Regions from separate parts of the Mus musculus genome. Here regions 1, 2, 4 and 5 are each linked to region 3. The links are chromatin loops, found by intact Hi-C in ENCODE. Cell type or tissue: gastrocnemius. All regions are shown on one strand. Region 1 holds the start of Kdr (kinase insert domain protein receptor). Region 2 has its middle 21 kb from the start of Srd5a3. Region 3 has its middle 110 kb from the start of Gm32727. Region 4 has its middle 17 kb from the start of Gm32780. Region 5 has its middle 2.6 kb from the start of Gm32780.

Region 1 (5,000 bases), 110 kb before region 3:
CTGGGATAACAAGGTTGGCACCACATGAGCCTTTTAAAATGTGAGTTTGGAAGCTCAAACGCAGGTTTTCATGCTTGCACTGAAACTTCACAAGCTGAACCGTCTCCCTCTCCTTCCCTCTCTTTTTTCCTTTTCTTCTTCCTTTTTAAAACACATCTTGTCTTTAAAAAAAAAAAAAGGCCCAAAACAAGTGTAAAGTATTTCCCTATGTGTGTGGAGGGAGGGAGTATAGGAGGCTGATTTCACTGAGATCCTGTTAAATTTGGGTGCCATAGCCAATCAAAGACGCATCGTTTCCTCTAAGAATTCTAAATGGGGCGATTACCACGGGCCTGCAGGTTCTGGTTTGTATTAGAGGAGACACTGTCTTCTTAAGTAAAACATAGAAGGGGAAGTGTCCAGAATTGTAAATAAGGCTTCGAGAGAAGCCTTGTCTGGCCACCGGGATGGAGAAGACCTACCTTCGCCTATCCAGGATCCATCGTCCCTCCCTCTACCCAGATCTGACAGCCCTCCTTGGCTCTTTTGCTGAGGTTTGTTTGAGTTTGTTTTACTCTCTGCAAGAGAAGTTTCCTTAAACATTCTACCCTGTTCACAAGTAAATACACCTCTTAGCTAAGAGGCCACACACCCAGGGGAACACCGATAAAAAGAACAAGCCAGAACCTTCAGAACGCTGTCGATAGGTACACCAAGCAGCCTTCATACGGAGTTTTCATTCGTGAGGAGCTGAATATACAACAAAGCTAAATGTGAGCAGACCAGGCATGCCTCTGCTAAATGAGGATGCCCACACCAAACATGCCCAAGATCTTCAAGTATAATTTTATTATATAGATTCGCTATGTGTTGACATGTTTTTATAGTGAACCTGGATTTTACAAACCCTCCTGGTTTGCCACCTGCTTCTGGCACCATACTTGAGGCTTAGGCACGTGATAAAGGAGCATGCCTGTTTCCCCCCTTATTTTTTTTAAAGAAAAGCACCATGTTACATCATTAATCATGCATATCAGTGTAGTTTAGATCCGATGTAGAGACAATAATCTTATCTCTTTGTCTGGCTGAAAGACTGTCCTTTAAACTATCATTCTAAATGCATTTGGTTTTTGCCAGGAGTAAAACATGTCACAAGATATTTGTTGTCATTTCCCAGGCGTGGAAGGAAAGGAATGGAAAGAAAACGAGGGGTGAAGGCTGCTGTTCCTCTCTAGTCGCTACTTGAAGTCTACATAGCTGGGGGGGGGGGGGGGACTGTTCACATGGGACCGGTTTCCTCTTTGTTCCTACACTGGCGCCTCTGGCAAGAAACTCTCCCTTCTCTTCCCCCCAAGCATATCTTGGCTGAAAGGTCAGCTCTGAAAAGGGGCCTGGCCAAAGTTACTGTAGGGGACCGTGGTCATGGAACTGGGTAGACAAAAGCACTCTAGCAGCCACTGGAGAAGGACCGGGGGCTCTTCTCTGTGCATTTGCCCTGGAGCCCTGACCACCGCCAGCTCCCTGCATCTCCTTGCTATGGGTTTTCTGGACCGAGCCAGGCAGGAGTTCACAACCGAAATGTCTTCTAGGGCTAATCAGGTAACTTCGGACGATTTAAAGTTGCCAGATGGACGAGAAAACAGTAGAGGCGTTGGCAACCTGGATAAGCGCCTATCTTCTAATTAAAACATTCAGACGGGGCGGGGGATGCGGTGGCCAAAGCACCATAAAACAAAACTTCCAAGTACTGACCAACTCACTGCAAGTTTGTGCCCCGAGTACATCTAGGTTCAGGGGTTCTTGTCTTCATGCTCCCAACTGCGGGCGGATTTTTGGTCCCTTGGGACTTTCAGTGCAGCGGCGAAGAGAGTTCTGCACTTGCAGGCTCCTAATGAGGGCGCAGTGGGCCTCGTGTTTCTGGTGATGCTTCCCAGGTTGCTGGGGGCAGCAAGTGTCTCAGAGCCCATTACTGGCTACATTTTACTTCCACCAGAAACCGAGCTGCGTCCAGATTTGCTCTCAGATGCGACTTGCCGCCCGGCACAGTTCCGGGGTAGTGGGGGAGTGGGCGTGGGAAACCGGGAAACCCAAACCTGGTATCCAGTGGGGGGCGTGGCCGGACGCAGGGAGTCCCCACCCCTCCCGGTAATGACCCCGCCCCCATTCGCTAGTGTGTAGCCGGCGCTCTCTTTCTGCCCTGAGTCCTCAGGACCCCAAGAGAGTAAGCTGTGTTTCCTTAGATCGCGCGGACCGCTACCCGGCAGGACTGAAAGCCCAGACTGTGTCCCGCAGCCGGGATAACCTGGCTGACCCGATTCCGCGGACACCGCTGCAGCCGCGGCTGGAGCCAGGGCGCCGGTGCCCCGCGCTCTCCCCGGTCTTGCGCTGCGGGGGCGCATACCGCCTCTGTGACTTCTTTGCGGGCCAGGGACGGAGAAGGAGTCTGTGCCTGAGAACTGGGCTCTGTGCCCAGCGCGAGGTGCAGGATGGAGAGCAAGGCGCTGCTAGCTGTCGCTCTGTGGTTCTGCGTGGAGACCCGAGCCGCCTCTGTGGGTAAGAAGCCCACTCTTTAGTAGTAAGGCGGAGAAGTAGGGTGCGGGCGGAGAGTGGGAATAGAAGAGGACCTAACTCGTAGAGCTCTAGAGACCCTCCTCCCTTGGGTGTTCTTTCACTTACCAATGGGGAAACTGAGGTTCAAAGACTCTTCCGAAATGACTCAGCCAGGATTCTACTCTCCCCCGGGCATCGGTTGGAGCGTGTCCTGCGGAGCCGTCACAGCCCCTGGCGCTAGGTAGGCAGGAGTGGAAAGGCGGCCTGAGCCGGGGCAGGAGATGCTCCCACTGGCAGGAACAGGCGGTCAAACGCTGGGAAGCCAGCTCAAGCCAAGCGGCCCGGCTGGCATCAATCACTCCGTGCTGTTGCCCACCGCCCTAGTGTGGGGCAGGGAATCCGCCTCTGGCTCCGCTCCCCTTTAGCTCCAGCGTGTAAGCGCACGGACTATGTGAGGTGAGGTCTCTTCATAGAGCAACACTTTCCTCCCTCAACTTTCTTTGATGCAGAATGCTATTTTTGCTGGTAGGAGGAAGACGCGGCTTTCTCTTCTGTGACAGCTTCTCCAGGTGTATTAAACTAAATAACTCTCCACTTACCGACTCCAAAGCGCTGGTCCTGGGGTAAACTCTGAAAGTCTCAGAAACTCTTGAGCTTGGCACCTAGTTATAGGTCACTTTTCTTGTTTTAAAATGCCCTCTGCTTCAAGGTTAGGCCCACACTCGCTCTTGGGCTTTTGTGCAATAATTTCCCTTCCCTTCCCTTCCCTTCCCTTCCCTTCCCTTCCCTTCCCTTCCCTTCCCTTCCCTTCCCTTTCCCTCTTCCTTTTCCTCCTCCTCTTCCTCCTCTATTTCTCTGTCATTTCCTTTTTGAAGCCACAGTTTGCAGATTTCCAATCTCCACCCATTGGAGAATGGAGAATCAGGAAAAAAGAAGTCAATTCTGCAGAAACATTCCTTGCGCCCTAAGAGAATCGCATGGCTTAAAAGCATTGGCACTGACATACGGCGCCAAGATCGCCTGTCTAGAGCTATTGAGTTTTCCTCATAATGACTTGGTTCATCAGGCTAGCTCCACCACGAGTGCCCTCTTGTTCCTGAGAAGGCCGCACTCTCCCCCTTTCTGGGAAGAGAAAGACAGCCTGGAACATGTGCTTGCCCTGGGTTCCATAGAGAAGCAAGTTGCTTTAAAGCCCAGAGAATTCCTAGTGTAGCAGCTTAACAGCGTCCCGTTCTCTGAATAAGATGGAGGTTGCCCTTTTGGAGTGTGTGACTTGCTTAATTGGATTGGGCTATAATTGGTGCCATCCAAGTCTCGAGACAGAGCCGCTGTTGTTTTTCCTTCTGGTCTTTGAGCGGGAAGGATAACAGTGCACAAATTAATTAATGTTGGTTATCGGATTTGAACATAAAAGGGCTTTTATTGTATAGTAGCATATGTACCTCTTGCAGTCAGAATGAGCTGTCTAAAGAACAGAACCCAAACTTGCCGATGAAAATGAATGAGGTTTAATAAAGGCGATGGATGAGCATTAGTCACTGATGTAAATCTCCAGTTATTGATAACCTCATTGACTGGATTTGATTGCAGACATGTATTGGTATGGGGCATCCTTTAAAGATGAGCATAGCCAACGTGCCTGCACTCTAAGAGAATCTATGGCTGTATGTTATTACAGAGACAGTTGAGAAGCTCTTAGTGGCTCTGGCGTGTAGATCAGCGGTAGAGCGCTGAGGCTCTGCGCTCGCTTCCTGGCACTGAAGAATAAAGGCCATTTACTGTGGTGGTGCAGTGGGCGCAGTTTGTGACGAGTTACTACTACATTTTCCTCACACATCTGCCTGACTAATGAGTTCATCAGATGAGCGTATCCAGTGATTGTTTGCAGGTTAATGGTTCTCAGTCATGTTTAGAATCTACTTATCAAACAAATTGTTTTCTCATTTCCTGCTTCTTCTCAAACAAAGTAAGATTCCATTATTGAAAGGCTTGTTTAAGAGCATTTTAACTGCTTGCCTATGTTAGGGACAGTGACTTATTTCATATTGACAAATATTATGCCGATTAATTGAATATGACTACCCAGTTCTATAGCTGTCTCAGGGCAGACCAAGAGCATCTGTGATCCAGTCACTTTAAATGCCATTTAAAATGCATAATTTGTTGGTCTAGGAATAAACACACTGTAAAGTTTAGAATCACGGCCCAAACACAAGTCTTTAACAATGCCAACTAGCTTCTGAGATTCATTAATGTCATTTAATTACCAATGTTTTAAAAATATGTCATTAATTACTAAATCTATAGTTGTAACAGCAACACATGTACATCTTATTAGGTTGGGTATATTCAGGGTGGCATAGCTGTAGACTATTGCACATCTGTGTAGGTGAGCCAGTGGACAGCTGCCTCTGGCTGTTCTCAGAGGGCCACAGTGTCACGGCATTGGCTATTTGCCTTGGCTCTTTGCT
Region 2 (5,000 bases), 250 kb before region 3:
CAGTGCACCACGCCGTCTTCCCTATGAGGCGATAGATATCTACTGTGTTTTTGCTGTCTCCTCCATCTTCCTCCCCTTGCTCTTCACGTGTCTGGCTACATTCTGATTTTCTTTGCACCTAGTTACTGTGTGCTTACTGTTTGTCTTTTCTCACTAAGACAAATGGCAGGAGCTGCTCAGTTTCCTCTTGTGCTTCTGGTGCCCACAGCAGTGCCTGGTGTTAACATGTGGGTGCACATCTGTGAACAGAAGAAATGCTGTCAGTGTGCATTCACTCCAAGTCAATGATAGGTATAAGTTAAACTTCGAGTCTAGTACTTCTGTTGCTATTACTATTTTAACAATTTGATGTGACCACCATCCCTCTTTAGTTCATCATGAGTTTATTATTTTATATATCAAGTGGGACCGGAGTCCTATTATTTTATTTAGGTTAATGACAAAACATGACATGAGTAATGGGTAAAACATGAGGAAATGGGACAATTGTGAGGAAGAGAGTGGGAGGCAAGCCTTCCTTCCTCTCCGCCTTACATCATATTAAACAGAACGTCGTAAATGTATCTCCTATCCTCTCTGGTATAATCAGTCCATATGGCACAAAGGTCCACTTCCCAAGAGAACTCATTTTCCATTTGACATGCAAAAAACCTGATCTTTTGTGAGAGAAAGGAGTGGACTGCATGTGCTGTATACGGGAAATTGATTAGGCTTAACCAAGATCATAAGAAGATCTCTGCAAAACGAATGAAATAATCTTCAAGCCCTGTCTCCCCTAAGAATTATCCACCAATATTATTATAAGGGAGACCTCATCTTTCCATGCAACACTGTCCTTTGTCTATCAAGCATCGTGTGAGTCTGAACTTTCTTTTAACAGTGCTCCTGGTTACAAGGGGCTTTGGGCATGAAAGCAGCGTTCATCACAAGCTATAGTGTTTTCTTGAATTTGTATGTGGCAATGTAAGAGTTGGCAGGGTTCCCTAGATGTAGAACCCCATCAGCAGAATAAATCTTTTCATCTGATAAAGTTTGTCTCAAGGTTTTGTATGTGCTAACTGTATTGTGAGAACCCAGACCTCCAGTGGATAAGACACTCCTGCAAGGAGCCCCATGTCAAAATGGCAACCCTTCCTCCTGTCTACATAGTGTGGAGGAATCGATTTTACAGGTCTTTACTTACTCAGCAGCTAGGATACATGTGTCTTATTCCAAACTCTGTGTTTCTTGGTTGAAGTATGTTATTTGTAGCAATAGGCTTAGAAAGCACAGGTTCTTTATGTAAGTGAGCGGTTTGCACAAATGCAGAATATGCTATGAAAATTCCCAAGGACATGGTATCTTTTTACATATCTAAAAAATATTTTATTTCCTTTTCCTTTTCAAGTGCCCTTCCTCCACCCAGTGTAGCAGTAGCAATTGTGTGTGTGTGTGTGTGTGTGTGTGTGTGTGTGTGTACCTTGAAGAGATCAGTGGTATGCTGGGTGAGGTAGTATTGGCTGGGGGACATGCAGTACTTTAAACACCACTGGGGAATCAGATTTTAGGGGAGCCAGCTAGATAACTACAGACAAGCCATTACTCTGAGTTACCAGGAGGTTGGATTATGTTAGCCAGTCTCAAACACAATATGCACAAGAGTCACCCCAGGGTTTGGCTTAACTATAAGTTCTGCTTCGGTAGACCGAAGATGGGGGCCTGAGTGTCTGTGTTTCTAACCAGCTCCTGGGTAACGAATGTGAGCCTGCAGCTTGTCTGTGGCCCCCATTTTGCAAAGTAGGGCGGAAGTTGGTGTCACCTGGTAAACAGATGGTGTGAGCTATATACTAACTTTCATATGTCTACATTTATTTAGTCATATATATGTATATAAGCCATTACTGTGTGTGTGTATATATATATACATATATATGACACACACATATATATATACATGTATATATACACAAATGTATGTATATATGTGTATATATATAACAGGTTTGTGTTATATATATATATATATATATATATATGTATATGTATATATATATGTGTGTGTGTGTGTGTGTGTGTGTGTGTGTGTATGCACATGTGACAGTCAGAAAACAAATGACTAGAAGGAGAGAATTAGTTCTTTCTTTATATTTGTGAGGGTCCAGAGACTGAACTTAGGAAGTCAGACTTTAGTGGCAAATGACCTTACTTGCTGACCCCTTGCCAACCCTTTCAATTTAAAAAAATATTTATTTATGAACTTAATATATGTATGTGTCAATGTGAACTTTCACATCTCTAGCAGTCACAGTGAGTAGGTAAAAATAATAGTTGTAATAATAGTGAAGTAGCCGTATGTACTGTAATCACAATATAAACACTGTACTCAATACGTTTCACAGCCTTTTCTCCACTTTATACTTTCTAAATTCTGTATTTTGTGTTTATGGAACAACTCAGTTTGAACTTTCCCGATATCAGCTTCTTGAAGGAATTCATGCCTGTGAGCTCCGCAGTCAGGGAAAGGAGGCAGGGATATCTGGAGTTCAAGTCAGGAGCGTCAGCCTGAGTGTCGTAAGATCCTATTTCAAATGAAACAACATAAACCGAAGATGCTCAGTAGCCACATGGGTGTTACTGGAGGATGCAGGGTGGGCCACATCTGCCACCTGTACCACCACCTGTATCAGTCAGTACCCTTTCTCATGATTCATCCGCCTCCCATTTCAAATGGACTTCTGCCTGCAGATGGCGCTAATGCCCTGTATTTTGTTCCCTGAAACTTGTTTTTAAACGGTTGAGCAAACTTAATATTACCTATGCAATCCCTTCTTGATTTGTTCATTCTGTAATTTTCGTTACTATGATCTATGGAAGGTAAGCCTTATGTGCTCTGTATTCTGGACCAACAGAAGGAAATGTTATCTGTTCTTGGGGGCAAGGTATAAAGTTGATCTCCAATTATATAATATCCTTGGTCCGGGTTTGATAACCAGATGTTTAATGGAATAACAATGGAGGCAGGAAAACTGCTCACGAGCTTCTGTCAGGCTCAGATAACTTGGTAAAATTTTTTATGGAGCAAAAGAAAGTATTTCTTTTTCCATTTTGCCTAATACAAGGAGTATTGTGAGGCTTGTGTTACATTTTCTGGAAAGGAACCAATGCATGCAGTCATTAACCTCCACTTCCACGGGGTCATCTTATCCCTACTCCAGCCACACCATATCCAAGAGACTGCATCTTCCGGAAGAATGTCTTCTCATAATAAAACATAGTCTTAAGAAGATGTGCCCAGGGGCTGGCGAGATGGCTCAGTGGGTAAGAGCACCTGACTGCTCTTCTGAAGGTCCGAAGTTCAAATCCCAGCAACCACATGGTGGCTCACAACCACCCGTAATGAGATCTGATGCCCTCTTCTGGTGTATCTGAAGTCAGCTACAGTGTACTTACATATAATAAATAAATAAATCTTTAAAAAAAAAAAAAAAAAAAGAAGACGTGCCCAGCACCCGTTAGATTTTGTTTTGGAGGTAGCATCTGGCTATGTAGTCCAGGCTAGCTAAAACTCTCGGTGTAGATTAAGTTGACCTCCAGTTCCCATTAAGCCTTGTGCCACTGCCACAGCAGTCCCCCGGAGAGCTTGCATGTGTCACTGCTCCTGCTCCAGTGTCCAATCTCAGAGGAGCCTGTTGTTGGTCTTCTGTCTGCGTAACTCTCTAGTGAGAGCTAATATAGGTTAGGAAATACCTTAGGTGTTGTGTACAGAGACTGATGTGAGGCACAACTGCCACAGTAAAGCGATGGGGTAGTTACTGCCCATCACCTCCACTTTCGAAGAGGAAACGGCTGTGTGGACAGTAACTGACTTGTCCTGGAGCATCTATTACAGGGTAGAGAATGAATTTGCACCCAGTCTGCCTGACTCCATAAGTAATTCTATCTTCTACATTATATGGAGGAAGCTTGCTCTCTCTCTCTCCCTCTCTCTCTCTCTTTAACTTGGCAGTCAACAAAACGCTAAACAGAAACTGTCCTCTAATTTTTAAAGCCTAAGGTATTCTCAGTGATACAAAGCTGCCTTTTTAACATAAACCAAACTTGTCTAGACCAAAGCCCAAGAGCAAAGTGCTTCTTCTGGTCCTAGTTCTCATTGGGTTATCTAATGACTCAGACAAAGTGTCTTAGTTGCTGTTCTATTGCTGTGATGAAGCACCACACTGTTACATATGCAGCTAGAGCCATGAGTTTATTTTCGAGGGTTCCAGAGCTCCTAAGCGTCCATCACCACCACAATAGGCAGGAAGCACCAGGCACGGCGAAAGGAACCATTGAGAGCACACACACACATCTAGAACTGCAAGCAGAACACACGCGCACGCACACGCACACACACACATGCACACGCACACACACACACACACACACACACGCACACACACACACACAAACACGCACACACACGGGAAGTGAGGAGATTGGGGATTCACAGGTGAAAATGTGTTCACAGGCAAAAAAATGTTGTACATTTTCTGGTAGAATGTGCCTTTCTTCCCCACCTCCTCCACTGTGTTTCCCCCTCCCCCTTTCCTAAATAGAGTGTGACTGCATTCGAGGACCTGCAACTCTTGGGACCAGTTCACTCTAAGGCAGTGGGTCGAGACCCCTTCGAGTACTCACACACCCTTTTCACAGGGGTTATCTGAGACTATAGGGAAAACACAGCTATTTATGTTGCAATTTACGACTGTAGCAAAATTACAGTTGTGAAGAAGCAACGGAAATAATTTTACGGTTGGGGTTCACTGCAACATGAAGAACTGTATTAAAGGATCTAGAAAACCAGTCCAAGAGACTTTTCCTAATCAGATTCCTTCTTTTGTTGTTGGCTAGAAACAAAGCCACTTAGGCCAGAAAGTCGTGTCACTTCAATGGGGAAGGAAGATGTATTTTGGTGAATTTATAGGTGGCATATGACCACAGGACAGCCTTTCAGTACTCAGAAGAGCGCAGGCAAACATGGA
Region 3 (5,000 bases):
GGTGTGTGGTACCTTCCTTAGTGTGCACGTATGGTATGTGCATATATGTGACATATAATGTGTACACATTCCCAAATATGCATGTGATGTGTGTGTGTACGTGCATGTGGAGGCTGGAGGTGTCTGCCCTGTCTTCTTCAGTTGCTCTCCACCTCATTATTTACTTTGATGCAGAATCTCTCACTGACTCTGGAGCTCACTGGCTAGTGTGGCTGACCAGGTTGCCTCAGGGATTCGACTGTCTCTGCTCCTTGCATACTAGCATTACAGATGGGATACCACTATGTGTGGCCTTTGTGTAGGTACTGGGAATCCTAACCCAGGTCTTCATGTGTACACAGCACAAGCACTTTACTGACTGAGCTATCTCTCCACATCTGATGTTTTTGTTAAATCTGTGCTATCTCCAGCCAGAATGGGCCCCCAACCTTATCAGGAAGCATTATTCTTTGTCGGGGTCATTCTGTGGGCATCTATTATGTAGTGTGGTCATTTGTGTGCATTTTTCTCTTCTGTCAAGGTGTAAGTGACTGAAGGGCAAAGACTCAGTGGTCACCTGTCATTCCTCTAGATGTACCAGCATCTGACGTTCCTGCTCAGATGTTGAGATGAGCCCTCCTTGGAGAGCCAGATGCCCTCTTTTTGTAGAAGTCTGTAGATAGCTATACTTCTTCATTCCACATAGCTAGAGTGTGGACAGATGACTCACACTTCCAAAACCAATACATCAGCGGAAGTTTCAGGGTAGACGCTAACAGCACATAGCAACAAGAATGAGAGAGTAGGTCTCTAGAGAAGGTAACATGGGACTGAGGAAGGTCTAGTGGCTGCAGTCCTGATGTGCTCTCTTCCAGAGCCCCGGACAGGTCTCCTATCAGACTTGATCTGTGATGACTCTAGGTTTTGTTCCTGTGGACAATAGTCACATCTCTGTGGCATTCTGTGAGCTTCAACATATCATTTATGGATCTGTCTTCTGTTTACCTCAACAAGCTTCATCCATTTGTGTAGCCAGACACTCTGAACCAACTGATTTACTAACAATGGACATTTTATTTCTCAGTTCTTAAGGCTGGAAGCCCAACGTCAAGGCTGATAGCTGTGGTGTCTAGTTAGGGTTCTGCTCTGCCTCAGATTCCAGCATCATTAATGCCGACGGCATCTTCTGAAAGGAAGGAGTTCACATCTTCATACGACAGGCAGAAGGGACAGACAGGTCGAGTCTTCAGAAGGAGCTAATGTACACACTCACAAAGCAGATGGAGTTCTTATGGCCTCCTGCCCACTCCCAATTCTGTGGCTTGGGGGAACTATATTTTATGATGAACCTTGGAAGCACTTGAACATTCAACCCCTAATGTTCAAATGGACTGTTTTAGAATCCAGAGATGCATATGCCATACACACACACATATAAGCATATATGTAAAATATAAATACATACATAGAGTATATATGTATATACACATATAAATGTATGTTTAAGTATATATGCATATATAAAATATATAAAGCATATATACATATATAAAGTATAAAATATATGTATATATAAAGTATAAAATATATGTATATATAAAGTATACACACACACACACACACACACACATATACATATACTTCCTATGTATATTAAGTGAACAAATGTGCAAGAATTAATCCTAGCTATAAGAAGCTCTCTAATATTGACTTTCTCGATTGGTAAGTGGGCTAGTAACTCCTGTCTACAAAGAATATTGTACTGACTGAATGAAATCCAGTATGTTAATCAACAGCCAGTAAACTGCAGCTCGCACTGGTTGAAACAGGGATTTGATGGTGGCAATGACAATAAGGTGGTTTGTCCCCATTCTTGAAGCAAAAGAGAAGACCCTGGAGGAATTCTCTGGCAAGGACATAGGATCTAGACTTCTCATCTTGCTTCATATAGCTTATAAACATTGGTTGTCTTTTTGTTTCTCTGACATTGCACGCTTTTCACATGAGTTTGCCATCGGACTGGATGGCTGGTGCATGAGTATCCCACATCAGAGGCCGGGCTGCCTGCCTTTTGCAGTGTCAAGTCACTTTGGACAGTATTTGGAACAGCCTTCTAGAGCACCAAGAAAACTGAGGTTAGCATTCTTCTATCCAAGCAAAGAACTACAGCGCCCCCTACAGGAGAATCTGGGAACGTGAAGAAAGAAAGGTCGGGGAGAGGTCATGAAGAGAAAGCTGGAGTGGAGGCAAAGGCAGGGAGGAAACAGCTTCTGGCTGGACAGGGAGGAAGAGGAGCAGAGCATCACAGCTCAGAAGCTAACTCCTGGAAAGCAGTTGACAGGGACCGGTTGGGGGCCCCGTGTTTGCCTTGTACCTTTATCAAACACGTGATGGTAGCGTTCTCGTTCTCAGACCCAGGGCTCATGCTTCGGGTACGTTGTCACTCGTGATGGGTTTTCCTCGCATCACTTTTATTTTTTTTTCAAATACGTCATTGAAATATTATTTTGATGCTGAATTTCTCGGCGCCTCGCTTCTGATTCCCGTCTGTCCCCCAACCCTGTCCCTGCCCCTCCTTGTCGCCATCCCCCCACTATCTCCCTGTCCCTCCCCACCCCATCCCTGGCCTTATTCACACCAGATGGTGATTGGCAAACACTACCGTGTATGAGCTCATCCAGCCCTCACAGCAATCTAATAGCCCTAGCTCCGTTTTATAGTATCACAAATTGACCCACAGAAGGATTAAATCTCTGCCAAACTTCATGTTAATTGAAATATTAACCTGCTCAAGTTGAACGCAGGCCGTGTTCTTCTCACAAAACATAATTCGAGTCCAAGGCAATATACACAGAGACACTTTGGAGAATTGTGTGAGAGTCGACTAAAGTATATAAACAAAGATTACTTAAACAACCATCATTACTGGCATTTAGATCACAGAATGCTTAACACGGGAGGCTGTAAGGACGAGCAATGTTAAGTAATATTTGAGGGACTCCCTCCTTTAAAAGGTTGTGTTTGGTGTGTATGGTGGCGTGCACCTAGAAACACACCCCTCAGGAGGCTGAGGCAGGAAGATTGCCAAAGGTTTGAGGCCAGCCTGGGCTACAAGTTAGACCCCACGTCTTAGTTAGGGTCTCTATTGCAGTACCATGACCAAAAGCATCTTGGGGAGTAAAGGGTTTATTTCAGCTACACCTCCCAGACCATACTCAGTCCCCGAAGGCAGTCAGGGCAGGAATTCAAGGCAGGAATATGGATTCAGAGACTAAAGCAGGGGCCGAGGAGGAATACTGCTAACTAACTAACTTGTTGCTCAGGGCTTTCTTAGTCTGCTTTCTTAGACAACTCGAATGAAATTATCTGCCCAGGGTGGCAGCACTTACAGGGACCTGGGTGCTCCCACATCAATCAGTAATCAAGAAAAGACCCCAGAGACTTCTCTATAGGCCAGTCTTCTAGAGGCATTTTTCTCAGCTTCCAGATGAGAAGTTTATGTTTGTGTCAAATAGACACTTTGTCACAACAAAACAAAAAGGAAAAAAAAAGTATATTGGATGAAATGTTTTCATTTCTATGATTTCATATTTTCTGCTTCAAAGAAATGTCTGTCCCGACACATTCTTTATGCCATTGGCTATATTTTGACATGCAGTGTTCCAGTGTCTCTAAACACTCCTGTGCCCTCCTTCATCGTAGCAGCCCGTTTAAGTATTCATTTATCCCATAGTTAACCCCAGGACTTGGTTTCCCTTGGATACACACCATCAAAGCCATTTTTAATTAAATTTCTGAAAAGCTTGGCAGAGTAAGGGGGTCGGAGTGGGAGCATCTGACTGGCCAGGCAAGCTTTACTGGCATGTTAGCCATACACTGTGTGGAAAAATTGTTTTCATCATTTTATAAATACAGCACATTCTACTCCCCCATGATTATCTCCAGAGAAATTTCTGGAACCTAGAGGCTATAGCCTGGAAAGAATCAGAGTAGCCAGGCTCGAGCCACAGGTAGAAACACTCTTCCGAAGCCCCTAAGATGCAGGTTTTGACACCAGGTGAGGAGAAAGGTGTACTGGATTTTGTCTCAAAAGTACAGCCTTTTCCTTAGCAGGCTGGTGGATAAATGGTATGGAGGAGCCATGGGGGGGGGGGGCATTACCAGGTTTTTCATTCACATCCTTTATCTAGTCTGGTTCCAATGGGGCTCAGAGAGTGCATAATCTTATGCAGATTGGATGTGTGCAATTTTGCACATAGAACCCAGGGATCCACATTTGAGAAAGACAGGTAAAGGAAATGTCTCTCTAGAGAAATGGTTGTGTTAGTAATAGTCTCTGGGGACCTGGATTCAGGCCTTTAAAAGAAAAGCTTAATGTTCCCAAAGGAAAGCATCATACATCTTAAATCTTCCACAATGAGCTATTCATTATTCACTTATTCAACACATATGGATGATTCAAGCCATGTCCCAGCGGAGGGCAGTGTCATTGTCCTCTCAATGATTTCATCCTAAGGAAGGGACAAGCTGTGAGGAGGCAGGAAAGAGTCCCTTGTTCCTTGCTGAAGCCTTGTGATGTGCTTATTATACCTCCTCACTCTGAAGGACTCTGTCTAGTATCCTCTGTAGAGTTAGTGGTCGTGAGTTTCTTTAGCCTGCATTCACCCTTCAATTTCTCCTTCAATTACGGCAGATAGTTTTTCTGGGTATAACAGTCTTCTTGATTGTTCACTATTATAGTTCAGGATTTGAAGTACACAATTTCAAGTCTGACTGACTTTTAAATTTTCTATTGAGAAATCTGCTGTTATTCTAATGGATCTGGCTTTACATGCATTTCCTCTCTTGTTGGCTTCAATATACATTCTTTGTTCAATGTACTGAGTGGTTTAATTATCATGTGAACAAGGGTGTGCTCTTTTCTGGTCTTGTCTATTTTTTTGTGCTCAGTGCCTCCTTGCATCTACTTTGGCATCTCATTCCCTAATTTTTGGACATTTTCTCCTGGTTTATTTAAATGT
Region 4 (5,000 bases), 160 kb before region 3:
TATCCCCTTTTCAGTTTTCCCCTCCACAAGTCCCCTATCCCATCCCCCTGCTTCTATAGGGTGCTCCCCTCACCCAGCCACCCACTCCTGCCTCCCTGCCCTGGCATTCTCCTACACTGGGGCATCGAGTCCCAGGACCAAGGGCTTCTCCTCCCATTGATGCCAGACAAGGCCACCCTCTGCTGTGGCTGTAGCCATGGGCCCCTCCATGTATACTCTTTGGTTGGTGGTTTAGTTCCTGGGAGCTCTCAGGGGTACTGGTTAGTTGATATTATTGTTCTTCCCATGGGGTTGCAAACCCCTTCAGCTCCTTCAGTCCTTTCTCTAACTCCTCCATTGGGGTCCCTGTGCTCAGTCCAGTGATTGGCTGTGAGTATCTGCCTCTGTATTTGTCAGGCTCTGGCAGAGCCTCTCAGGAGACAGCATATCGGGCACCTGCCAGCAAGCACTTTTTGGCATCCACAATAGTGTTTGGGTTTGGGCTGGATCCCCAGGTGGGGCAGTCTCTGGATGGCCTTTCCTTCAGTCTCTGCTCCACACTTTATCCCAGTATTTCCTTTCTCTGCCTGAGTTGTGTGCCCAGGTTGTGTTAGGGGCTGGCAGTAATTATTCTTCAGACTAAGGAATTCAGGGAAGAGTCAATCCCAACACTATAGGGTCAGATGTCTTTCAGGCTGCAAAGTTTAAGATGAGAAGGACTGAGAAGTCTGATTTAGGTGATGTTCTCATCTCTCTGCTGTGAGATTCTGGGGGAATCATTTTCTAAAGGATGTCAGGAAGCCTAGAAAGGCCAGAGGTTCTGATGGTGACAGTGGAGTCCCAACAGGTGCAGAGAGATATGCAGACAGAAAGATGAAGGTAGTTAGAGGTTGGAATCTGCTCTGTCTATTCAGGGTGAAGGAGGGGGCTGAGCGGGAGTTGTTGAGGCAGAAGATGCCAGTTGAATGTGAGTGGAGAAAGACCTCACACTATGTTAGGAACTGATAATGGGGCGAATGGTTGCTTCCAGGAAGAGCAGCTCTGGTGAGATGTGGGTTTTAAAAATGGTTCTTTGGAAAGAGGCTTTGGTTATAAAAGAAAAGAACCAGGAAGATCAAAGCAGTTACTTAGTTTTAAAGCCGGGAAGAGCATAAAATACCGCATCATTGAGCGACAACAGCAGGTGAACACCTGATACACACGCACAGATACACACACACACACACACACACACACACACACACACACACACACACACACAGATACACACACACATCTTGGAAAGAGGAAAGCACACATTATTCTCTATTTAATGTATCTATTTTTGGCAGTATATCCTTATCCCACTGGTCTTTATTTTTTTTAGCAAATATAGTCCCAGGCCCTCAAGAAGCCAAGAAATAGTCTACATCCTGGGATGAATAAGGAGAACCAGGTCTCCTGCTTTTCCTGGGGCACCCTCCACCACATGATACTGCAGCCAAATTGGATAGGCGGTAATCCAGGTCTTTACCACCAGGGTGAGTTCTTTGGAGGCTGCGCCCTTGAGTAAATATGAGAACAGATAAATCTTGGCTTGCGCCTAATGTGCTCTAGTGGCCTGAAGAGAGTTTCATTTGTTCCCCTCAGAGAGAGGATTTTTCCATACTGTGGGGTTTCAAAAATAATCCGTGGTGGCCACGGCTCATGTGCACACCGAGGTCAGAGGTCAGTGTTTCTGGAGGAGGAAACAGCAGGGTGTGAGGGATGTTGGGCTGGGGAGTCCAACATCCCTCACACCCTGCTGACTTGGGTTAGCAGTCTCTGCTCTGCCTCTTTGCACCTGTGTGATCCTGGCTAAGACACTTGCCAGTCAGGCTCAGCTTCTTTGTAAAGTAGATAGATGTGTTACAGGACCTACCTCGAGGGGCTGTAACGATTCAAGAGAATGGTGTGCATACTGATGTTGGAAGAGCTCCTGGAACTTAGCAAGTGCTTAGTGATGCCTTGGCTATTGTTGGTATTATTATCTTCTTTAAGACATGGCTGAAGTGTTCTACAGTGCTGTGACATTTGAGCTTCGGTGCCATCTAGTGGCTGGGACACTTCAGACGATGTTGTAAGTCTTGGGGTTACCTTCACAGGTGACAAGACAAAACAAAAAAGCAAACACAAAAACACACCAACCATCATCAACAACAACAAAAATCCCTGGTTTTCTCTGTCAATACAGATCTCTTTACATGTCTAGGCTGAATACAGAGAATAACTTTGTCTCTGCAGGCAAAAAAGGGAATTTGATTATGGGCCTTTTGTGCCTTTTCTCCCTTGGACTGGCCATACAGGAAGTCCTGTGTTCATAATGGATATAGCAGCCCCTGGGGCAGGACAGACCTGTCAGGTTTGCAAGTTACCAGTTGAAGGACTTCAAAAATGACTTGGCAAAGAGTAACTATGGTAGAATTGAGTGGTCAAGGGAATGTGTACAAATGTCTAACATAAAGCCTGTTGTACATGAGGTCAGGAATTTGCAGTAGATTCTTAGGCTAAGGAAGTATTCCATTGGTTAGTTCATTCATTCATTCATTCATTCATTCATTCAACGACTATGGAAAACATACCATGTGCCTGGAGCTGATCTAGATGCCATGCACGGAAGTCAGAGCTTCTCTGAATTTGTGTTGAGAGCCACAAATCCAAGAGATGATCCGGGTGTGAGTACCACTGGGGAAGTTATGGACCGAACAAAGGGCTGTCCACAGAGCATAATTTCCATCACAGACATAACCTATTCATATATACTTACATGGAATGTTAGCCTGAGCAGAAGGTTAAATATCTTTTAAAAGATTGTATTACTTATTTATTTAATATGAATTATGTGCACATGTGTGTATCCGTGTGTGGGAATGTGAGTGCAGGTACCCACAGAGTCCAGAAGGTGGCATTGGGTCCTTTGGAACTAGAGTCACAGGCAGTTGTAAGTCGCCTAATATGGGTGCTGGGATTTGAACTGAGATCCTTTTCAAGAGAAATGTGTGCTCTTAGCTGCTGAACCATCTCCCATCTCTCCTGCCCCAGAGAAATAGGTTTCCTTTAAACGTTACTACTATATTATAATGATTTTTTGTTGTTGTTGTTAGTAGGTGAAAAATGGAAGTTCCTCAAGGAAAGAGTTTTTGTTTTTTGTTTTTTGTTTTTTTTTTTTTTTTTACCTAATTTGCCTAGAAACATGGTGTGAGCTGGTGGTGGACCTGGAGTCTCCATTAGTGTGCTGTGGTCTCAGGGCAATGGTTCAACTGGCTCAGGGGACCTCAGCCACTTGTTGAGGTGTTAAAGAGCACGGTGTTTACTTTTTACCTGTAGGTTAGCAATCTCATTATCTCCTCCCTCCCCCTCATGAGCCTGAATATTTTCTTGATTAATTTTCTAGGAGCTTAGCAAGTTTCTTACAATTTGCTTTAGTAAATCACCCAGAGGTATATATGTCAGACCTGGATGAATTCTTAGATTAGGTCCTAAGAGAATGGGCTTTATAAAGGGCTTGGGGGAAGGGTGTTGAGAAGGAGAGAAAGCAGGTGTGATGCTCAGGAAGAATAAAGTATAATAATATAGTAGGTATAAATGCTGATGAGAGCTATCCATGTACAGGAGATATTTATACCAATTAATAATAACAGTATATATCTTTCATAGAATCATAAAGGCTTTAAACTAGACGGGCACTTCCTACACCAGATGGTTTTCTCTGTTATATCTCCACATGGAAGAACATCCTGAAGTCCAGCTGAGACCCTGTAGTATGGCTTTCCCACATATCAAAATGGAACAGAAATTTAAAAGATGTCAAGAAACCCACGGCCTGGAGAATGTCTAAGTCTCAAATGTCCCCTAAGTGAACGGTGCTTGGGAATTTCCAGATAATGGCGATAAGGATGGTCCAATGGCATTCATTCCGTGCCCCCACGGCCCCTCAACTACTCTTCCCCACATGGAGAAGGAAGCTATGGTGTGTCTGCTGCACGAAGCCCATTGAGTCTCTGGGATCTGCTGGTTTCTTTCTGAATCCTGCCTTCCTGCTTCAGGGCTCCAGCTAAAGCTTCCTGAAGAGAAAACACCTTCCCCGAGCCCACTTGGCAGGCTGCTTCTTAAATTAATTTCCCTTCGCGTAGATACATTCCTCAGACCCTAGAGGATAATCAAGCAGTTTATTTTATAGTAGTTCAATATCAGTGCCAATCCTCAGGGTTGGGGGCCTTTGCTAAAATTCTACATTTTTTTTTTAACATTTCCTCAGTAGGTTTCATTGTTCAGCTGATCTGTAAAAGAGAATTCTCTTCACACACCCTGGCAGAGAAGATCAGCTGATTTCTTCCATAGCTTTTTCCTGGCTTAAAAAAAATAAAAACAAAACCAAAAAGATGGCTTAATAAATGTGGCTTTACCTTTTATAGTAAAGGTACTGAGAGGTGGGCGTGGTGGTGTAAGGTTGTAGTCCCCAGCATTTTGGAGTCTGAGGCCTGGTGATCTCACAGTTGAGGCCGGTCTTAGCTATATAGGAAGTATCTGCCACAAACGAACTTTTCATGCTTTCTCTAGGTTCCATTGTTGCTACTGCTGAAGCTTGCCCCAAAGATTCTGTTCTTGAGTCCATTTCTGGTGGATTCCAGGTGAAGATGACACAGCCTTCTCTTTAGGCAGCTGATTTAGGGAAGACTTGCTTACACAACTTGAATACAACTCTTAAAAACTTTTAGCCCATAGTTTGCCTTCTCCAAAGAATAGCAACGGTCTGAAACCTCTGTGTTTTCTCTTAATGGGCTCCTTTATTAAACTGGCACCATGATTTACCTATCTTAACTCTATAACGCTTATTTCTTGGTTCTGTGATGTATCCTATCTTCTATGAAGGTTGGAAGAGCTCTATTTGGTGTGTGTGTGTGTGTGTGTGTGTGTGTGTGTGTGTGTGTTTGCTTTTGACGGCTGGCACAGGAAACGCAGGGCGTAATCAGACTGTAAAACTCTAAGCAGAAAGGAGATTG
Region 5 (5,000 bases), 170 kb before region 3:
CTGGCAACAGCCAGGTAGGCCTGGCCCACTATAAAAGGGGCTGCTTGCCCCCTCCTCCCTCTCTTACTCTCTTACTCCTGCTTCTCTCCCTTGCCTCTTGCTCCCTTGCTCCCCATCTCTCCCCATTCCCTTCTTCCCTCTCTCCACGTGGTCATGGCTGGTCTTTACTTCTCTACTCTCTCCTTCTCTCTGCCACTACTATTCTCTTAACTCCCCTCCCCATGCCCTAAATAAACTCTATTCTATACTATACCGTTGTGTGGCTGGTCCCCCAGGGGAAAGGGAAGCCTTGGCATGGGCCTGCCAAGGCACCCCTTTCCCCCACACCTCACCACACCCCCATAGACCATATCTTAATATTTCTTTATCTTTTTATAATCACAACACTTATGGTTCTGCATACACTTTTAAAAGTAGCCAAGTGACGATTACTGTTCTGAGAACTGTAATTTCGGTTACCTTTGGGTAACAAAAAGTGTTAATTGGGAGTGGGTACAAAAGAGCCCACTGAAGCACTGGAAATGCTTGCTCTCTTGATCTGGCCTTAAGTCTCTGTGCACACGAATGTAAATACTTAAAGAGCTATATGCCTGTGAACCCTTTGTGTTGTGGAAGTTATGTCTTACTAAAATAGTTATCAGAGTAAGGCGATACGGTGATACAGATAAGGGAACTTCTTTTCCAGGGAGAAGGAAATATACGCACAAGGGACATTGACCCTGTGTACTGAAGGGACCTGGAACTTCTGGCTGAATATTCAAGGATTTGGACATAAGTTAAGAGGCAGTGTGTGTAATCAAGATAGTTGACTGAGACCAGGAATAGGGCAGTAAGAATGAAGAGGGGGCAGAGATACAGATGTTTCTGAGAAAAAAAAAGACTCAATGCATCTAGTGACTGAAGTTGTGTGTGGAGAGGAAGTGTGTTAGTCAAGGTTCTCTATAGGAACAGAACCAACAGGATGTATATATAATTATAAGAGGGGGTTTATCAAATTGGCTCACAATGGTCAGAGGGTAGACAGTCCCCTAATGGCCACCTGCAGTCTGATGAGCTAGGGAAACCTGTAAATACTCAGAACAAGAGAGACCCAGGATGCAGTACAGTCTGGGGTGGAAGGTCTAAAGCCTGTGACAGAGTCACTTGATTCCAGTCCTATGAAGACAAAATAACTCTTTGTGTTTCTCTTCAAGCAGCTAGGTTGCCCGTGCGGGCACTTCTAAAGATCACAGAAGAAAGGTCATGATTAGAATTACCCTGTAATGCCTAGGATCAATGCGTTCAAATAAATGCAGCCATACCTCATCCGTAAGTGAAAACTTGGCTGATTTTCTTCCACAAATGTGGTCCCTGGCTTTGCATCTGTGCGACAGGACTATTATGCAAGCATTTTTTCAGTGTCCTGAAGAGAGTTTCTTTTCTCTTTCTTTCTTTCTTTCTTTCTTTCTTTCTTTCTTTCTTTCTTTCTTTCTTTCTTTCTTTCTTTCTCTCTCTCTCTCTCTCTCTCTCTCTATCTCTCTCTCTCTCTCTCTCTTTTGGTTTTTTCGAGACAGAGTTTCTCTGTGTAGCCCTCGCTGTCCTGGAACTCACTCTGTAATCCAGGCTGGCCTCGAACTCAGAAATTCGCCTGCCTCTGCCTCCCAAGTGCTGGGATTAAAGGCATGGATTAAAATGTTTAATTGTGATAGCATTTATGTTGATATTTTGGTACATTCTATACTTGCCTTCCCTGTGACCCTTCCAAGTGATCAAATCCAGAGCTTTGATGGATTTTTGTTTGCTCCAAACTCGATTTTATTCTAGTATAGTTAATTTTGTGAAGCCATTCTAACAAGTTTCCAAGTGGGAATCTCTGACCCCTCTTCATTCTTACTGCCCTATTCCTGGTCTCAGTCAACTATCTTGATTACACACACTGCCTCTTAACTTATGTCCAAATCCTTGAATATTCAAGTGCCAAGTTCTGGAGGGATCATTGCATCTCTGGGTTTGGGCTAGCTCTTCCTATTACTGTTGTGTTTGCTAGGGGGCGCTGCAGTGCACCTTTTTATTCTTCTCCTTGGTGACTTAAGTGTTACCCTGTTGGAGACGTTTTGGAGATAGAAGGTAGCTTGTGTACTGCGGCCTGACAAAAAATACGTTATCTCTCTTTTGTTTAAAACCTAATTAATGTGTCTTGAGTGTACATGGCTCTTCATTTCCGCAGTGTTCGGTGTTAAAACTACATGGATTATCAGGTTGTCAGGCAGAGCCAGCTGGATTGCAGAGGTTGTCTGTGTGCTCCACAGCTACAACCCAGGTCTCCACATCGAATAAGCCATCTTATTTCCTGGGCTGGGTCAAAATAAGTCCTACAGCCGGCCTCTCCTGCTGCTTTTCCTGCCCTTGGGGGCAGGGTAAGTATGGCTAACAGAGAGCTTCCTGTTTCCTGTTTGCCTCTGGGAGGCACAATTCTAAATGGCCTCATTTCTCTGCCTTTGGAAAGGCTATTGTCCTCTGCCCTAAATCAAACCTCTTGGGAAGTCACCTGCAGTTCTTTTCTTTGGGCTTCGGAGTCTGGAGATAACCCTGATATGCGCTTACCCTGCTAGAAGGGAAAATGAAATGGTAAGGTTGTGTCATAGTTACTCTGAAGATGTTTGTTAATCCAAATAAGTCACCAAGTCATCTTTGGAGCACTTCTACAACTTACATGGTTGGATTCTGTTAGTGTAACATCCTGATAAGAAGGGTTTGATTGGCAGATCTAGAAGAGAGATCATTTCTTCAGCACATTATGTTCACTGGGTGGATTTGAATAGGTTAATGCTACACCTCATGGGATTCAGGCTCTGTGTGCTCTGATGGCACTGACCTTGTCTCAGCATAAGGAGAGCCTGCGAATCCTCTGCCTCTGTGGATTCTATATATCCACAGTCTCCTGGGCCTGCTTGATTTTCCCTCAAACTTGCATGTGTCGGAACCACCCGAAGGCTTACTAGGCCATTAGAGTTTCTTTATCAGTAGGTTTGGAGGGAGGCCTGGGAGTTTGCATTTTAAGAAATTAGGCAGAAAAAAGGCTCAGAGGGTAAAAGGTATTTGCTCTGTTAAACCTAGAGACCTGAGTCTGATCTTGGGTGATGTGTTACAATAGCGGCTGGCATCTGAACACAACACACTGGGCCCAAGCAGCTCCACGTGTGAGAGGTTTATTGGGAGAAAGAGAGAGGGAGGAAGAGGTGGGGACAGAAAGAGAAGGGGAAAAAAAGAGAGAGGGGAGGGGCATTCCCCTAATGTATATGGAAATGATATAACACAGGTAAAGGTGGGAGGTGAGCCAAGTGTATTCTGGGAACATGGTAGCTGTCGTCTTGGCAACAGGTCTGTAGGTTGTGTAGTTGCCTATGTGATGACACAGGTTTGAGAGGTCCTGATGCCAACATTGGGGACTTATATAAAATTGGAAGAAAAGAATCAATACCACAAAGTTGCCTTTTGATTCCACACATGTACTATATCACACATACCTCTACTCTAGTAATAATAATGATCATTACGATGGGAATAAACAAATTACCAACTGATGGTAATGCCTCTGGTCCAGGTGTGACAGAGACGACAGTTCAGAGTGTTATGGTATCTGATTAGATCCAGCATAACTCAAGCACCAAGTCAATTCAGATGACAAAAATTTACTGTAATCAAGCCTCTACTGATTGTTGAGCCATGTGAACAGATTCAGGAACTGAACTGCGACCCTGAAGGGAAGAGGTACAGCATATTTAAAGGATGAAACCATAAAGTGAGAGGGAACAGGGTGGGCTGGAGCATTGTCCAATCATATTTTGACATAAGGGGCTAAACAAAAGGGTTTCCACCAATCATGATAGTTGGTTCCTGCCTGGGAACATGAACTTAGTTTGACTCTGCCAGAAAGATGGAGAAGTTGTCCTTGAGATGGCTGGGCTCAGACAACTGTTTCCTTACAACAGAAGCTGTTCAGAAGTCCCCAGCTACCCCCAGAGCCTGGGACTTTGAACTTAGTTTCCCCCCATGATTAAATGGAGTTTGAAAACAAAATTTAGGACAAATTTCTTTTGCTTTTCCCAGCACAAAGGTTCTTCTATCTTGTATTCTTGCTGAGACCATTTTAGAATTTATTTTCTTTGATGGAGGATCCCATTGAAAATTTTACCCAACTCTATTTTAGAAACCTGAGATCAGATACCCCAGCCAACTTATCTTTGCTTCTGTTAAACTGCTTGCTTGCATAAAACCTTTCCCCACTGTGGCTGCAGAGTGAGATACCAGGATGTGGGTTTTGCCTTTAAAAAGCTCTTACAGTTGGGTTTTTAATGCCTGAGTGTAGTCCCAGATGGGTGAAACAAAGACTTTCAATTGGCTATAAACTGTGTCTGAGTGGTCATCTCTGGTGCACCCCCCTTTCCCAATACAGGGCCCACAATTTAAAGAACAATTCGTGAAGCATTATTGTCAGATAAATTAATGGCTTTCCAAAGTCCAACCCCCAAACCCCAAACCATGGATTCTATTAGTCTCATGACAGAGTGAATTTAAGAGATGATTACATTATGGATCTTGAGAAGTGGATCTGATCTATATTGCTTGCATGGGTCCAGGCTAATTATGAGGGGCTTGAGTCAAACAGATCAAAGGTAGGAGGAAAGACATGGTAAAAACTTTAGAGCTGATAGAGGGTTTTACAAAACAAGAAATTTAGGCAGCTTCTAGAAAATGGACAGGATGGAGAAAAGATCTGTGGAGCCTCCAGAGAGAGCTAAGTCCTGTCAGCACTTTGCTTTTTAGTCATGTGAGACTAATTTTAGGTCTCAGATTTAAGAGTTGTTTTGAGACACTATGTTATTTGTTTCAGTGGCCATAAGAAACAAACAGCACACCCACTGCAGACTGCCTAAATCTTATCTACTTGAGTTCAAATTTTAGTTTTCCCCAACCCACATCTTTAGGATGTTGTCACACATGGATGTCAGTTCAGAACT

What was found. Peaks named below come from ENCODE experiments on the same cell type or tissue, not always from the same donor. Only the 100,000 strongest peaks of a DNase experiment are listed, where the experiment ranks them.
Region 1: a loop joins it to region 3, with 3 times the contacts of the local background. A loop is called at or near these places in 11 of 42 quality-filtered maps.
Region 2: a loop joins it to region 3, with 11 times the contacts of the local background. A loop is called at or near these places in 36 of 42 quality-filtered maps.
Region 4: it touches region 3 in a loop (4-fold over the local background); 15 of 42 quality-filtered maps call a loop at or near these places.
Region 5: it touches region 3 in a loop (4-fold over the local background); 10 of 42 quality-filtered maps call a loop at or near these places.

The regions. Positions count from the first base shown.
Region 1 is chr5:75,975,634-75,980,633 of GRCm38, reverse strand. Kdr (kinase insert domain protein receptor) reads left to right here and starts at 2,179. Exons shown (of 30, transcript NM_010612.3): 1 at 2,179-2,532. The coding sequence starts at 2,466. It overlaps Gm32727 (a long non-coding RNA gene), which reads right to left and starts at 3,302. Exons shown (of 3, transcript XR_868500.2): 1 at 2,656-3,302. In gastrocnemius, a CTCF peak has its summit at 2,043; DNase peaks (open chromatin) are centred at 2,116, 2,420 and 2,850; H3K4me3 peaks cover 3,738 bases; H3K27ac peaks cover 3,601 bases.
Region 2 is chr5:76,116,343-76,121,342 of GRCm38, reverse strand. No RefSeq gene overlaps it. Among named protein-coding and RNA genes, the nearest start is that of Srd5a3, 21 kb to the left of the region's middle. In gastrocnemius, a CTCF peak has its summit at 2,719 (motif pointing right); a DNase peak (open chromatin) is centred at 2,721; H3K27ac peaks cover 96 bases.
Region 3 is chr5:75,868,478-75,873,477 of GRCm38, reverse strand. No RefSeq gene overlaps it. Among named protein-coding and RNA genes, the nearest start is that of Gm32727, 110 kb to the left of the region's middle. In gastrocnemius, a CTCF peak has its summit at 2,158 (motif pointing left); DNase peaks (open chromatin) are centred at 2,163, 2,577 and 3,105; H3K4me3 peaks cover 389 bases; H3K27ac peaks cover 717 bases.
Region 4 is chr5:76,023,514-76,028,513 of GRCm38, reverse strand. No RefSeq gene overlaps it. Among named protein-coding and RNA genes, the nearest start is that of Gm32780, 17 kb to the left of the region's middle. In gastrocnemius, a CTCF peak has its summit at 2,062 (motif pointing left); a DNase peak (open chromatin) is centred at 2,053; H3K27ac peaks cover 3,086 bases.
Region 5 is chr5:76,038,048-76,043,047 of GRCm38, reverse strand. No RefSeq gene overlaps it. Among named protein-coding and RNA genes, the nearest start is that of Gm32780, 2.6 kb to the left of the region's middle. In gastrocnemius, a CTCF peak has its summit at 2,035; no DNase peak of the experiment used is centred here; H3K27ac peaks cover 1,640 bases.